2 separate regions of the Homo sapiens genome follow, and region 1 is linked to region 2. Evidence: read pairs that join two places in POLR2A ChIA-PET (ENCODE). Cell type or tissue: OCI-LY7. All regions are shown on one strand.

Region 1 (8,000 bases), 130 kb after region 2:
ACAGCCACTGATGGAATGCTTCCTTTTTTATTTTTTTCCTTAATTTTTTTTTTTATTTGGTTGGGAACAGCTGAATACTAGGAATATATCTTGCTCTATAGAGGATTTTTTTTTGTATGTTTCAAGCTTCAGCCTTTAACCTATACCTTTGTAGTGCACCATATGGTGTGTGACTTTCACAGGACTTCGCAGCACCTGGTTCACATGTGGCACTGACCGCGTCACATCCACGCACTCCCAAAGGCCAGAAGTATCTGACCGACCTACGCCACTGGAAACACACCCACCGCAACCTCAAGAACCAGACTGTGCAGAGGGCATTGCGTCCCAATCTTTAGTCCTTGCTGAATCAGTTCTCTAATATTTTACCTCATTTGTGTTCCACCTCTAGATTACTTCAGGTTTTTTTCCTTTAAAATTAGTTACTACCACTCAAATGTATTTACAAAGAGAATTTGGCCAGGCACGGTGATGCATACCTATAATCCCAGCACTTCGGGAGGCCGTGGTGAGAGGATAGCTTAAGCCCAGGAGTTCAAGACCAACCTGGACAACATAGCAAGACCCCATCTCTTAAAAAAAAAGGAAAGAAAACTTGATGTGATTGCCATAGGTGGAATAATCCAACATAAATTGCCATAGATAGAAGGTATCTGTAATATATATATATATATATAAAATGAAATATATGTTTCATTTTAGAGAAATAACTATTACTTTAGATCTTTCCAAATCTGAGAAAGGGAGGCTAGCATGTGTTCAAGGTTAGCACGCAACAGAATTTCCTAAAATCAGAAGAATTGGAAGATCCTCCCCTTTTGAAATGGCCCTGCTGTGTCAGTTTCCCTGTGGCCTTTTGAACTGTACATCTCACATGTTGGGAAACGCTGGCCACTGGGAAATCATTAGAAAGGAGGCTGTAGAATATTTGCCGAGCCTCTACTGTATACCAGGGGCTAACTCACCAAGCACATTCTAGGAATTGGGCCCTGCTCATGAGGAGCCTTAGTGGAGATTCCAGGTGAATATTTATGAAAAAGTCAACATTAGAACTGAAAATGGAAATAAACTGCTTGAAAAGACGATGGTGCCTCTGGGTCATTTCTGCTCAGCATCCGTTTGTGTTGTGTAGATGCGTCTTAATCGCAGGGTGAGCATGCCTTTTAAGCTTGTTCTCTTAAGGCAAAAATGTCGGTAGCATTAAACAGTAGTGCAGAAAAACATCACTAGTGGAACTGCTTTATTTCCTTAATTTTCTTTTTTTTTTCTTTTTTTTTTTTTTTTTGAGACAGTCTTACTCTGTTGCCCAGGCTGGAGTGCAGTGGCGTGATCTTGGCTTACTGCAACCTCTGCCTCCCAGGATTACAGGCATGAGCTACTGCACCTGGCTCTCCCCTACCCCACACCTTTTTTTTCTTCTTATAAAAATCCAAGACCCGGCCAGGCATGGTGGCTCACACCTGTATTCCTGGCACTTTAGGAGACCAACGCAGGTGGATCAGTAGAGGTCGGGAGTTCAAGACCAGCCTGGCCAACATGGCAAAACCCTGTCTATACCAAAAATACAAAAATTAGCTGGGTGTGGTGGCACACACCTGTAATCCCAGCTGCTGGGGAAGCTGAGGCAGAAGAATCGCTTGAACCAGGGAGGCAGAGGCTGCAGTGAGTCGAGGTTGCGCTACTGCACTCCAGCCTGGGCAACAGAGCAAGAATTTGTCTCAAAAAAATAAAATATCAGGCCAGGTGTGGTGGCTCATGCCTGTAATCCCAGGACTTTGGGAGGCCAAGGCGGGCAGATCACAAGGTCAGGAGATCGAGAGCATCTTGGCCAACGTGGTGAAACCCCATCTCTACTAAAAATACACAATTAGCCAGGCGTGGTGGCAGGTGCCTGTAGTCCCAGCTACTCTGGAGGCTGAGGCAGGAAAATCACTTGAACTCTGGAGGCAGAGGTTGCAGTGAGCTGATACTGCATCACTGCACTCCAGCCTGAGCGACGAGCAAAATTTCGTTTCAAAATATGTATATGTCAATCCAAGACCTGTCATTAAATTGGTCTGAATGTCAGTGAGGCTCTTCCACCTTCCACCTCTTGGTGAAACTACATAATTCTGTTGTTGTTGTTGTTGGTTTTACAGGCAGGATCTCACTGTTGCCCAGGCTGGAGTGCGGTGGCACCACAGCAGCTCACTGCGGCCTCCAAATCCTGGTTTCAAGTGATCCTCCCACTTCAGCCTCTTGATTAGCTGGGACTACAGGAGTGCACCACTATGCCCAGCTAATTTTTAAAAGCCTTGTAGCCAGGCATGGTGGCTCATGCCTGTAGTCCCAGCACTTTGGGAGGCCAAGGCAGGTGGATGGTCTGAGGTCAGGAGTTCAAGACCAGCCTGGCCAGCATGGTGAAACCCCGTCTCTACTAAAAATATAAAAATTAGCTAGGCATGGTGGCAGATGCCTGTAATCCCAGCTACTCGGGAAGCTGAGGCAGGAGAATCGCTTGAACCTGGGAGGTGGAGGTTGAAGTGAGCTGAGATCACGCCACTGCACTCCAGCCTGAGCCAACAGAGCGAGATTCCATCTGGAAAAAAAAGTCTTGTAAGCCGGGCGTTGTGGCTCATGCCTGTAATCCCAGCACTTTGGGAGGCTGAGGCGGGTGGATCACCTGATGTCAGGAGTTAGAGACCAGCCTAGCCAACATGGTGAAACCCCGTCTCTACTAAAAATACAAAAAATTAGCCAGGTGTGGTGGCAGGTGCCTGTAATCCCAGCTACTCAGAAGGCTGAGGCAGGAGAATTTCTTGAACCCAGGAGGCGGAGGTTGCAGTGAGCCGAGGTCATGCCATTGCACTCCATCCTGGGCAACAAGAGTGAGACTCCATCTCAAAAAAAAAAAATTACTTCTATGTTTTATTCCAATAATTTAATAATGTTAGCTCATATTTAGGTCTGTAGTTCATTTTAATTTTTGTTTGTTTTGTTTTGTTTTGTTTTGAGACGGAGTCTGGCTCTGTCGCCCAGGCTGGAGTGCAGTGGCGCGATCTCAGCTCACTGCAAGCTCAGCCTCCCGGGTTCACACCATTCTCCTGCCTCAGCCTCCCGAGTAGCTGGGACTACTGGCGCCCGCCACCACGCCCAGCTAATTTTTTTGTATTTTTTAGTAGAGACGGAGTTTCGCCTTGTTAGCCAGGATGGTCTTGATCTCCTGACCTCGTGATCCGCCTGCCTCGGCCTCCCCAAAGTGCTGGGATTACAAGCGTGAGCCACCGCGCCCGGCCAATTTTTTTTTTTTTTTTTTTTTTTTGAGATGGAATCTCATTCTCTTGTCCAGGCTGGAGTGCAGTGGCGCAGTCTCAGCTCACTGCAGCCTCTGCCTCCTCAGTTCAAGTGATTCTCACGCCTTAGCCTCCCGAGTAGCTGGGATTACAAAATTGTGCCACCACGCCTGGCTACTTTTTGTATTTTTAGTAGAGACAGGGTTTCATCATGTTGGCCAAGTTGGTCTCGAACTCCTGATGTCAAGTGATCCTCCTGCCTCGGCCTTCCAAAGTGCTGGGATTATAGGCGTGAGCCACTGCCTCTGGCCAAGTTAATTTTTATATACGTGTAAGGTAAGGGTCCAACTTCACTCCATGTGGCTTATCGCGTTGTCTCAACAGTATTTGTTGAAGAGACTGTTCTTTCCCCCAATGAATGGTCTTGATACCCTTGTCAAAAGTTAGTTGACCATATAACTACATGGTTTACTTCTGGACTGTCAGCTCTATTCTATTCTACGTATCTATCCTTATGTCACTGTGCTTTGAAGTAAGATTTAAAGTCAGGCAGCGGTTCATGCCCATAATCCCAACACTTTGGGAGGCTGAGGCAGGCAGATCAGGTAAGGCCAGGAGTTAGAGACCAGCCTGGCCAACATGGTGAAACTTCATCTCTACTAAAAATATAAAAATCACCTGGACAGGCCAGGAGCGGTAGCTCACGCCTGTAATCCCATTTACTTTGGGAGGGCGAGATGGGTGGATCACCTGAGGTCAGGAGTTCGAGACCAGCCTGGCCAACATGGTGAAACCCTGTCTCTACTAAAAATACAAAAAATTAGCTGGGCATGTGGTGCGCACCTGTAATCGCAGCTACTCTAGAGGCTGAAGCAGGAGAATCGCTTGGACCCAGGAGGGAGGCAGAGGTTGCAGTGAGCCGAGATCATGCCATTGCACTCCAGCCTGGGCAACAAGAGTGAAACTCTGTCTCAACAACAACAACAAAAAAAATTAGCTGGACATGGTGACATGCACCTGTAATCCCAGCTACTTGGGAGGCTGAGGTGGGAGGATCGTTTGAGCCTAGGAGGTGGAGGGTGCAGTGAGCTGATACCGTGCCACCTGTAATCCACCCAGCCTGGGCAACAAAGTGACGACACTCTGCCTCAAAAATTAAATTAAAATAATAAATAACTCAAAGTCGGCCAGGCACAGTGGCTCATGCCAGTAATCCCAGCACTTTGCGAGGCCGAGGCAGGTGGATCACCTGAGCTCAGGAGTTGGGGACCAGCATGGGCAACATGGTGAAACCTCTTCTCTACCAAAAATACAAAAAATTAGCTGGGCATGGTGGTGGGCACCTGAAGTTCCAGTTAGTGGAGACACTGAGGTGAGAGTATCACCTGAGCCTGGGAGGTAGAGGTTGCAGTGAACTGAGATCATGCCACTGCACTCTAGCCTGAGTGACAGAGACTGTGTTCAAGAAAAATAAATAGGCTGGGCATGGTGGCTCACGCCTGTAATCCCAGCACTTTGGGAGGCCAAGGCGGGTGGATCATGAGATCAGGAGTTCAAGACCTGCCTGGCCAAGATGGTGACACCCCGTCTCTACTAAAAATACAAAAAAATTAGCTGGGCATGGTGGTAGGCACCTGTAATCCCAGTTATTTGGGAGGCTGAGGCAGAGAATTGCTTGAACTGGGAGGCAGAGGTTCCAGTGAGCTGAGATCGTGCCACTGCACTTTAGCCTGGGTGACAGAGCCAGACTCCATCTCAAATAAATAAATAAATAAAATAGATGAATAAATACAAGCTCAGGTGCAGTGGCTCACGCCTGTAATCCCAACACTTTGAGAGGTCAAGGCAGGTGGATCCCCTGAGGTCAGGAGTTTGAGATCAGCCTGGCCAACACCCAACATGGCGAAACCCTATCTCTACTAAAAATATAAAAATTAGCCAGGTGTGGTGGCGCATGCATATAATCCCGGCTACTTGGGAGGCTGAGGCAGAACAATCACTTGAACCTGGGAGGCGGAGGTTGTACTGAGCTGAGCTTGCACCACTGCACTCCAGCCTGGGCGACAGAGTGAGACTCCATCTCAATAACAATAAAAACATGAATAAATAAAATAAATAAGGAACTGTGACTCCTCCGACTTTGTTCCTCTTTTTCAAGATTGTTTTGGTTATTCTGTGTCCCTGTTTTTTGTTTTTTGTTTTTTTTGAGACGGAGTCTCTCTCTGTTGCCCAAGCTGGAGTGCAGTGACGTGATCTCGGCTCACTGCAAGCTCCGCCTCCCAGGTTCACGCCATTCTCCTTCCTCAGTCTCCCGAATAGCTGGGACTACAGGTGCCTGCCACCACACCCCACTAATTTTTTGTATTTTTAGTAGAGACGGGGTTTCACTGTGTTAGTGAGGATGGTCTCGATCTCCTGGCCTCGTGGTCCACCCGCCTTGGCCTCCCAAAGTGCTTGGATTACAGGTGTGAGCCACCGCACCAGGCCTTTTTTTTTTTTTTTTTTGAGACAGAGTCTCGCTCTGTCAACAATGCGGAGTGCAGTGGCGCGATCTCAGCTCACTGCAACCTCCACCTCCCACGTTCAAGCGATTCCCCTGCCTCAACCCCCAGAGTAGCTGGGATTACAGGCACGTGCTACCACAACCAGCTAATTTTTGTTATTTTTAGTAGAGATGGCGTTTTGCCATATTGGTCAGGCAGGTTTTGAACTCCTGACCTCAGGTGATCCGCCCACCTCGGCCTCCCAAAGTGCTTGGATTACAGGCGTGAGCCACTGCACCTGGCCCCAGCCCTTGAGTTTTTATATGGACTTTAGGGTCATCTTGTCAAACCCAGCTGGTACTCTGACAGAGATATCAGACAGGAAATCTACAGATCAACTGAGGTAATATTGCCTTTTTTTTTTTTTTTTTTTGAGACGGAGTCGCGCTGTCACCAGGCTGGAGTGCAGTGGTGCGATCTCAGCTCGCTGCAACCTTGGCCTCCCAGGTTCAAGCCATTCTCCTGCCTCCGTCTCCTGAGTAGCTGGGACTACAGGCGTGTGCCACTGTACCCACCCAGCTGATTTTTGTATTTTTAGTAGAGATGGGGTTTCGCCATGTTGGCAAGGATGGTCTCGATCTCTTGACCCTGTGATCCACCCGCTTCAGCCTCCCAAAGTCCTGGAATTACAGGCGTGAGCCACCGTGCCCAGGCTTGGACCTCTTTTGTTCCTAAGTATTTTTTATATGTTTGATGCTATTGTAAAATGAAGTTTTAACATTTCTTTCGTTTGTTTTTTTTTTGAGACAGAATCTTGCCCTGTCGCCAGGCTGGAGTGCAATGGTGCAATCTGGGCTCACTGCAACCTCCGCCTCCCGGGTTCAAACGATACTCCTGCCTCAGCCTCCAAAGTAGCTGGGACTACAGGCGCACGCCCAGCAAATTTTTCTATTTTTAATAGAGACAGGGTTTCACCATGTTGGCCAGATGGTCTCGATCTCTTCACCTCATGATCTGCCCTCAGCCTCCCAAAGTGCTGGGATTTCGGGGGTGAGCCACCGTGCCCGGACTAAAAAAATTTTTTTTTTGAGACAGAGTCTTGCTCTGCAGCCCAGGTTGGAGTGCAGTGCCAGCATAATCTTGGTTCACTGCAACCTCTGCCTCCTGGGTCCCAGTTAAGCAATTCTTCGCCTTAGCCTCCCGAGTAGCTGAGATTACAGGCGCACACCACCATGCCCAGCTAACTTTTGTATTTTTAGTAGAGACGGGGTTTCACCATGTTGGCCAGGCTGGTCTTGAACTCTTGACCTCGTGATCCACCCACCCCGGCCTCCCAAAGTGGTAGGATTACAGGTGTGAGCTACCATAAATTTTTTTTTTTTTTTGAGACGCAGCCTCATTCTGTTGCCCAGGCTGGAGTGCAATGGTGTGATCTTGGCTCACTGTAACCTCAGCCTCCCGGGTTCAAGCGATTCTCCTGCCTCAACGTCTGAGTAGCTGGGATTACTGGTGCATGCCACCACACCCAGCTAATTTTTGTATTTTTAGTAGTGACAGGGTTTCACCATGTTGGCCAGGCTGGTCTTAAACTCCTGATACCAAGTGATCAGCCCGCCTCGGCTTCCCAAAGTGCTGGGATTACAGGTGAAAGCCACTGAACCCAGCCTATTTAAAACATTTTTAATTAAAAATTTTGGGCCGGGTGCGGTGGCTCACGCCTGTAATCCCAGCACTTTGGGAGGCTGAGGCGGGCGGATCACGAGGTCAGGAGATCATAGACCATCCTGGCTAACACGGTGAAACCCCGTCTCTACTAAAAATACAAAAAAATTAGCCGGGCGTGGTGGCGGGTGCCTGTAGTCCCAGCTACTTGAGAGGCTGAGGCAGGAGAATGGCGTGAACCCGGGAGGCAGAGCTTGCAGTGAGCCGAGATCGCGCCACTGCACTACAGCCTGGGCGACAGAGTGAGACTCCGTCTCAAAAAAAAAATTTTTTGTTTGTACTCAGGGGGTCTGCCTGATAATTTTTTTGTTGTTGTTGTTGAGACAAAGTCTCACTCTTGTCGCCCAGGCTGCAGTGCAATGGCACAATCTCGGCTCACTGCAACCTCCGCTTCCCGGGTACAAGTGATTCTCCTGTCTCAGCCTGCTGAGTAGCTGGGATTACAGGCACCTGCCACCACGCCTGGCTAATTTTTTTATTTTCAGTAGAGACAGAGGTTCACCATGTTGGCCAGGATGGTCTC
Region 2 (8,000 bases):
CATGCCTGTAGTCCCAGCTACTCTGGAGGCTGAGGCGAGGGAATCACCTGAACCTGGGAAAAAAGAAGAGTTACTAAGAAAATCGTATGGAAGAGGAAGTATGTTTACTATTCATTAAGTAGAAGTGTGTCATCATAAAGGTCTTCATCTTCATCGTCTTCATGTTGAATAGGCTGAGGGGGAGGAAGGGAAGGGGTTGGTCTTGCTGTCTGAGGGGTGGCAGAGGTGGAAGAGGTGGAGGAGGTGGAAGGGGAGAGAGGAGAGGCAGACACACTCCATGTAACTTATTGGAAAAAATCCACGAGCCAGGTGCAGTGGCTCATGCCTGTAATCCCAGCACTTTGGGAGGCTGAGGTGGATGGATCACCTGAGGTCAGGAGTTCGAGATCAGCCTGCCCAACATGGTGAAACCCCATCTCTACTAAAAATACAAAAATTATCCGGGCATAGTGGCAGGTACCTGTAATCCCAGCTACTCAGGAGGCTGAGGCAGGAGAATCGCTTGAACCCAGGAGATGGAAGCTGCAGTGAGCTGAGATTACGCCACTGTACTCCAGCCTGGGGGACAGAATGAGACTCTGCCAGAAAGAAAGAGAAAAAGAGAAAGAAAGAGAAGAAAGAGAAAGAAAGAAAGAAAGAAAGAAAGAAAGAAAGAAAGAAAGAAAGAAAGAAAGAAAGAAGGAAGGAAGGAAGGAAGGAAGGAAGGAAGGAAGGAAGGAAGGAAGGAAGAAAGAAAGAAAGAAAGAAAGAAAGGAAGAAAGAAAGAAAGAAAAAAGAAAGAAAGGAGGGAGGGAGGAAGGGGGGAGGGAGGGAAGGAAGGAAGGAAGGAGAAGGGAAGAAAGGAGAAGGAAGAGAAGGAAGAAAATATGGAAGAGGAAGTATATTTACTATTCATTAAGTAGAGAATCATCATAAAGGTCTTCATCCTCACCGTCTTCATGTTGAGTAGGCTGAGGAGGAGGAAGAGGAGGGGTCTTGCTGTCTCAGGGGTGGCAGAGGTGGAAGAGGAGGAAGGGGAGAGGAGAGGCAGGCACAGTCCATGTAATTTTTATTGAAACAAATCCAGATATAAGTTGACCCTCACAGGTCAAACCCATGTTGTTCAAGGGTCAACTGTACTCCGTATGACACTCTAGTGGTGGACATATGTCATTATACATTTGTCCAAACCCATAGAATGTACACCACCAAGAGCAAACCCTAATGGAAATGATGAACTTTGGGTGATAATGATGTGTCAGTGAAGGTTCATCGATTGTAACAGATATACCATTCTGGTGCTGGATAGTGATAATACGAGAGTCTGTGCATGTGTCAAGGCAGGGAGTAGAACTCTCTGTAACTTCTGCTCAATTTTGTCACGAACCTAAAACTGCTCTAGGCCAGGCATGGTGGCTCACGCCTGTAATCCCAGCACTTTGGGAAGCTAAGGCAGGAGGATCCCTTGAGTCCAGGAGATGAGACCAGCCTGGCCAACATAGCGAGACCCTCATCTCTATAAAAAATTAAAAATAGAGGCCGATGCGGGTGGATCACCTGAGGTCAGGAGTTCAAGACCAGCCTGGCCAACATGGTGAAACTACATCTGTACTAAAAGTACAAAAATCAGCCGGGAGTGGTGACGGGGACCTGTAATCCCAGCTACTCGGGAGGCTGAGGCAGGAGAATAGCTTGAACCTGGGAGGCAGAGGCTGCAGTGAGCCAAGATTGTGCCACTACACTGCAGCCTAGGCAACAGAGCGAGACTCTGTCTCAAAAAAAAAAAAAAAAAAAAAAAAAGCCTGTAATCCCAGCACTTTGAGAGGCCAAGACAGGTGGATCACCCGAGGTTGGGAGTTTGAGACCAGCCTGGCCAACATGCTGAAATCCCGTCTCTACTAAAAATACAAAAATTAACTGGAAGTGGTGGACGGGCACCTGTAATCTCAGCTCCTTGGGAGGCTGAGGCAGGAGAATCACTTGAACCTGGGAAGCAGGGCTGCAGTAAGCCAAGATTGCACCACTACACTCCAGCCTGGGTGACAGAGGGAGACCCTGCCTCAAAAAATAATAATAATAAAATAAAAAATAAAGCTGGGTGCAGTGGCTCACGCCTGTAATCCTAGCATTTCGGGAGGCCGAGGCAGGAGGATTGCTTGAGGCCAAGAGTTTAAGACCAACCTGGCCAGCATATCAAGACTCCATCTTTAAAAATAATAATAATAATAAAACTGTTCTAAAAAAGTCTTAAAATTATTTATCGGCCGGGCATGGTGGCTCACGCTTGTAATCCCAGCAATTTGGTAGGCCAAGTTGGGTGGATCACCTGAGTCAGGGGTTCAAGACCAGCCTGGCCTACGTGGCAAAACCCCGTCTCTACTAAAAATACAAAAATTAGCCAGGCATGGTGGCGCATGCCTGTAACCTGAGCTACTTGGTAGGCTGAGGCAGGGAGGCAGGAGAATTGCTTGAATCTGGGAGGTGGAGGTTGTAGTGAGCTGAGATCGTGCCATTGCACTCCAGCCTGGGTGACAGAGCGAGACTCCGTCTCAAAAAAAAAAAAAGTTATTGATGACTTAGATTTTCAACACTGCCTTAAATTTTGCGGCAAAGAGGATGCCTCAACCTAGTCCCTGCCTCAGCCCACAACCTTCATATGGTTCTACCAGGCAAAGCTCCTATCCCCAAATCCTGGGAAACGAGCTTGGAGGAGGACATTGTCTCTTACTCCCATGGGAAGTGTCCCCCATTCACTCTATCACTTAGCACCCTACATCCTGAGCTTCCACTATGTGCCCAGCTTTTTTCTGGGAGGTCCCCAGAAAGAGGACACCTGAGGAGGCCCCAGGGGTGGCCCCCAGGGGAATCCCAGGCCTGGCTCAGGCTGGACATTCCCAGGCCTGCCCTGGCTGAGTCTCCAGCTGGTGGGTCTCCTGGAAACTCCCCGGGCTGGTTTTGAGGTGGGAGCCCCACAGGGAAGCAATTTACATACACAACAGCCCAGTCATGTCAACCTGCCCCATCTGATGCCAGAATAAAGGGGAGATGGGTCCATTCTGCAGGTCTCAGTCATGGGCACCCGGAGAAGAGGAAGGACATTTCACTGTCAGCCCAGGTGAGTCCAGAAGCCAGCTCCTGGAACAATGCCAGGGTCCTGAACACTCAAGCTCAACCCCTGCTCTCAGCTACTGCTGGTGGCTTGAAATCAAGGGCTGGAACTGGATGAGAGGTGACAGCCCCTGGTCCCCATGGGCTCAGAGCAGGCCTCAGCAAACACTGTCCTCGGCCCCTGCACCCATGCTCTGCCTGAGCCTGAAGTGTTGGTTGCAAAAAAAAGCAGGAGGCAGTGCCAACTTCAGGCCTCAGCAAACACTGTCCTCAGCCCCCGCACCGATGCTGTGCCTGAGCCTGAAGTGTTGGTTGCAAAAAAAAGCAGAAGGCAGTGCCAACTTCAGGCCTCTGCTTCTCTCCTCTCCCTCAACACAGCCGGTCTTACCAGTACAGCAGGCGGCAGCTGAGAGTCCCCTCTGGTGGCCAGCAGCGGCTACAGAGCCGTCACTATGGGGAGGGACAGGACTTGAGGGGTTGCCTCGGTCCACCTCACTGGAGAATGGGCAGAGTTTATGGAGTCTGAACCACCTGGTCTCCAGGCCCCTCTGGGGATGGGCCTGGCTTACTGACCACTGACCTCAGCCTAGGAGGGACAGAAGAGACTGGGGGAGACCAGGATGCCCAGATGACCTTGACCCAGGGTACGCTGCCCCATGTCCCTGCTGCCTCCCGCCCACAGCTCTACGAGAGGCAGGTCTGTCATTCGCCGCTGGACTTTGACAGTGGTCAAAGGCTCTGCTCAGTTCTCTGTGCCTGTCTCCCTCCAGCACTGCCGAGGTTCTCTGCCGAGGCCAACCAGAAATACCCCTTGGAAGCTGGAATCCTGCAACAATGGCCCAGGGTGTCCTCTGGATCCTACTCGGATTGCTACTGTGGTCAGACCCAGGGACAGGTGAGTCAGGGGGCAGAGTCCTGGGACCAAACCTCTTGGCTCTGCAGAAGGCGTACTGCTGTCCCATCTATGTCTTGCCCTGCATGGAGTGAGGCTGGAGACTCAAGCTCTCAAAGAAGCTCCAGCATGGGGACATAGATATTCCCAGCTCCACAGAGTCAAGGCAAGGATAAGGGAAGGAATCTGGGGCCTGGAGAGCAAAAGTAGGGAAGGCTTCTTGGAGGAGGAGACATAAGAGCTAGGCTAGGAAGAAAGAGAAATGATTTGGGGGAGAAGCCAGAAAGGGCATTTTTTGCAGAGAAGAGCAAAGCTACACAGGTTAGGTGGTGGACTGGAGAAGAACCTAGATTCTAGACCAGGAGAGTGTGTCGAGTAAGACTTCCTGGATTCAAATTCTACTACTGGCCAGGCCTGTAATCCCAGCACTTTGGGAGATCAAGGCGGGCAGATCACTTGAGATCAGGAGATCGAGACCAGCCTGGCCAACATGGTGAAACCCCATCTCTACTAAAAATACCAAAAATTAGCCAGGCGTGGTGGCAGGCACCTGTAATCCCAGCTACCCAGGAGGCTGAGGCCAGAAAATTGCTTGAACTCAGGAGGTTGCAGTGAGCTGAGCACTACTGCACTCCAGCCTGGATGATAGAGCAAGACTCCGTCTCAAAAAAAAAAAAAAAAAACAAAGGCAAATCCTGCCTCTGCCACTTCCTTCCTGTGTGACCTTAGGCAGGTAACTTAACCTCTCTGTGCTTCAGATGCCTCATCTGTAAAGGGACACCATCTTAGTCCCTTTGTGCTTCTATATAGGCCAGGGTACCTGAAACTGAGTAAATTTGTAAAGAAGAGAAATTTACTTTCTTGCAGTTCTGCAGGCTAGGAAGTCCCAAATGCCAGTGCTTTGATCTTGGACTTCCCAGCCTCTAGAACTATGAGAAATAAATGTCTGTTCTTTTTTTTTGTTTTTTAGACAGAGTCTGACTCTGTCGCCCAGGCTGGAGTGCAGCAGCATGATCTCAGCTCACTGCAACCTCCACCTCCCGGGTTCAACAGATCCTCCTGCCTCAGCCCCCCAAGTAGCTGGGATTACAGGTGCCCGCCACCGCACCCGGCTAACTTTTGTATTTTTAGTAGAAACGGGGTTTCACCATGTTGGCCAGGCTGGTCTCAAACTCCTGACCTCAAGTGATCCGCCTGCCTCGGCCTCCCAAAGTGCTGGGATTACAGGCATGTGCCAGCACACCTGGCCAAATTTCTGTTTTTCATAAATTACCCAACCTCAGAGATCTGTTATAGCAGCACCAATGTACTAAGACAGGGGCTAAAAGGACCTACCTCACAAGAGTTGTGAAGACTAACTGCGTTAAATTATTAATATATAAGTCACCTAGACTAGTAGCTAGCACATAGTAAATGTTTACTGAAAGTTAGCTATTATTTGATAACCCATCTCTGAACCAGCTCTGAGCCTAACTTAGCATTTCTAGGTTTGCAGTTCAGCCACTGACATTTCCCCAACATGGCACAAGCCCATCCTGCTCTTCCCCCTGCCTCCCAGGCTATTTTATTTTATTTTATTTTATTTTAATTTAATTTTATTTTATTTATTTTATTTTATGATGGAGTCTCACTCTGTCACCCAGGCTGGAATGCAGTGGGGGGTTCTTGGCTCACTGCAACCTCCACCTCCTGGGTTCAAGCAGTTCTCCTGCCTCAGCCTCCTGAGTAGCTGGGGTTACAGGTGTGTGCCACCATGCCCAGCTAATTTTTGTATTTTTAGTAGTGACGGAGTCTCGCCATGTTGATCCGGCTGGTCCTGAGCTCCCGACCTCAGGTGATCCACCCGCCTCTGCCTCCTAAAGTGCTGGGATTACAGGCGTGAGCCACTGCGTCTGGCATTTTTTTTTTTTTTTTTTTTTTTGAGACAAAGTCTCACTCTGTCACCCAGGCTGGAGTGCAGTGGCGCAATCTCGGCTCACTGCAACCTCCACCTCCCATGTTCAAGTGATTCTCCCGTCTCAGCCTCCCAAGTAGCTGGGATTACAGGCACACACCACCATGCCTGGCTAATTTTTGTATTTTTATTAGAGATGGGGTTTCACGGTGTTGGCCAGGCTGGCCTTGAACTCCTGATCTCAGGTGATCCACTCACCTCGGCCTCCGAAAGTGCTGGGATTACAGGCCTAAGCCACCACAGCCAGTCCCAGGCATCTTTCAAAATACCTTTCCCTCTAACATCCCCAATTTTTAACTTCAATTCATCACAAAAGACCATCCATCTCTCCCTCTCACGATCTGGGGACTCTTCCACTTTTGTCCACTGCAATGTCACTACCTACCTTCTGCCACCTTCATCTCTCACCTCCACACTGTCTCCCCTTTTCTATCCTGGCACCCCAAAAATCCATTTCCTTATGGCAGCCAAACAAATCTAAGCCTAAGAAAGGAGTCTTAGAATGCCAGGTTCGTCACACCTCTGTCCTGCTCATAAATCTGCCATGGCTCCCCAGTACTCACAGACAGTCTGAGCTCCTTAACCAACAGGCAATAGTCTGTGTACCTCACTTTCCTCATCTACACAAGGATAGTGTTGGGGGTCATGGGGTTATCAGATGGAGGGCTGGGAGCATTGGGTAGATGTGGAATCAATACAAGGAGGCTCAGGAATGGGTGGGGCTGGGCTAACACATTCTTTCCTCCTGCAGCCTCCCTGCCCCTGCTCATGGACTCTGTCATCCAGGCCCTGGCTGAGCTGGAGCAGAAAGTGCCAGCTGCCAAGACCAGACACACAGCTTCTGCGTGGCTGATGTCAGCTCCAAACTCTGGCCCCCACAATCGCCTCTACCACTTCCTGCTGGGGGCATGGAGCCTCAATGCTACAGAGTTGGATCCCTGCCCACTAAGCCCAGAGCTGTTAGGCCTGACCAAGGAGGTGGCCCGACATGACGTACGAGAAGGGAAGGAATATGGGGTGGTGCTGGCACCTGATGGCTCGACCGTGGCTGTGGAGCCTCTGCTGGCGGGGCTGGAGGCAGGGCTGCAAGGGCGCAGGGTCATAAATTTGCCCTTGGACAGCATGGCTGCCCCTTGGGAGACTGGAGATACCTTTCCAGATGTTGTGGCCATTGCTCCAGATGTAAGAGCCACCTCCTCCCCAGGACTCAGGGATGGCTCTCCAGATGTCACCACTGCAGATATTGGAGCCAACACTCCAGATGCTACAAAAGGCTGTCCAGATGTCCAAGCTTCCTTGCCAGATGCCAAAGCCAAGTCCCCACCGACCATGGTGGACAGCCTCCTGGCAGTCACCCTGGCTGGAAACCTGGGCCTGACCTTCCTCCGAGGTTCCCAGACCCAGAGCCATCCAGACCTGGGAACTGAGGGCTGCTGGGACCAGCTCTCTGCCCCTCGGACCTTTACGCTTTTGGACCCCAAGGCATCTCTGTTAACCATGGCCTTCCTCAATGGCGCCCTGGATGGGGTCATCCTTGGAGACTACCTGAGCCGGACTCCTGAGCCCCGGCCATCCCTCAGCCACTTGCTGAGCCAGTACTATGGGGCTGGGGTGGCCAGAGACCCAGGGTTCCGCAGCAACTTCCGACGGCAGAACGGTGCTGCTCTGACTTCAGCCTCCATCCTGGCCCAGCAGGTGTGGGGAACCCTTGTCCTTCTACAGAGGCTGGAGCCAGTACACCTCCAGCTTCAGTGCATGAGCCAAGAACAGCTGGCCCAGGTGGCTGCCAATGCTACCAAGGAATTCACTGAGGCCTTCCTGGGTGAGGAAGTTCCCCACACCCTGTGATCCTTCCCATTACAGACACAGACGCCCCCACCCCGTATATTCAGGGAAGTTGAGGACTAGGAGAGTCCAGAGGGGGCAATAAGGGATCTGGTCGGGGGTGGGTGGGACAGCTGCACAGGTGAGGAAATGCCAGAGTTGGGCCTTGAAGGATGAATAGGAGTTCATCTCATTTTGTTTTGCTTCATTATATTTATTTGCATTAATTTATGGGGTACAAGT

Evidence for each region. ChIA-PET counts read pairs that join two places held together with the same protein. Peaks named below come from ENCODE experiments on the same cell type or tissue, not always from the same donor. Only the 100,000 strongest peaks of a DNase experiment are listed, where the experiment ranks them.
Region 1: POLR2A ChIA-PET joins it to region 2 with 22 read pairs; 3 of 35 experiments call an interaction of 5 or more read pairs at or near these places.

The regions. Positions count from the first base shown.
Region 1 is chr19:15,346,606-15,354,605 of GRCh38, reverse strand. AKAP8 (A-kinase anchoring protein 8) reads left to right here. Exons shown (of 14, transcript NM_005858.4): 14 at 1-1,221. All of the region lies in intron 3 of LOC124904643 (a long non-coding RNA gene), which reads right to left. Among named protein-coding and RNA genes, the nearest start is that of BRD4, 18 kb to the right of the region's middle. In OCI-LY7, no CTCF peak of the experiment used is centred here; no DNase peak of the experiment used is centred here.
Region 2 is chr19:15,475,293-15,483,292 of GRCh38, reverse strand. It overlaps PGLYRP2 (peptidoglycan recognition protein 2), which reads left to right and starts at 3,792. Exons shown (of 5, transcript NM_052890.4): 1 at 3,792-3,982; 2 at 6,685-7,755. The coding sequence starts at 3,922. In OCI-LY7, no CTCF peak of the experiment used is centred here; no DNase peak of the experiment used is centred here.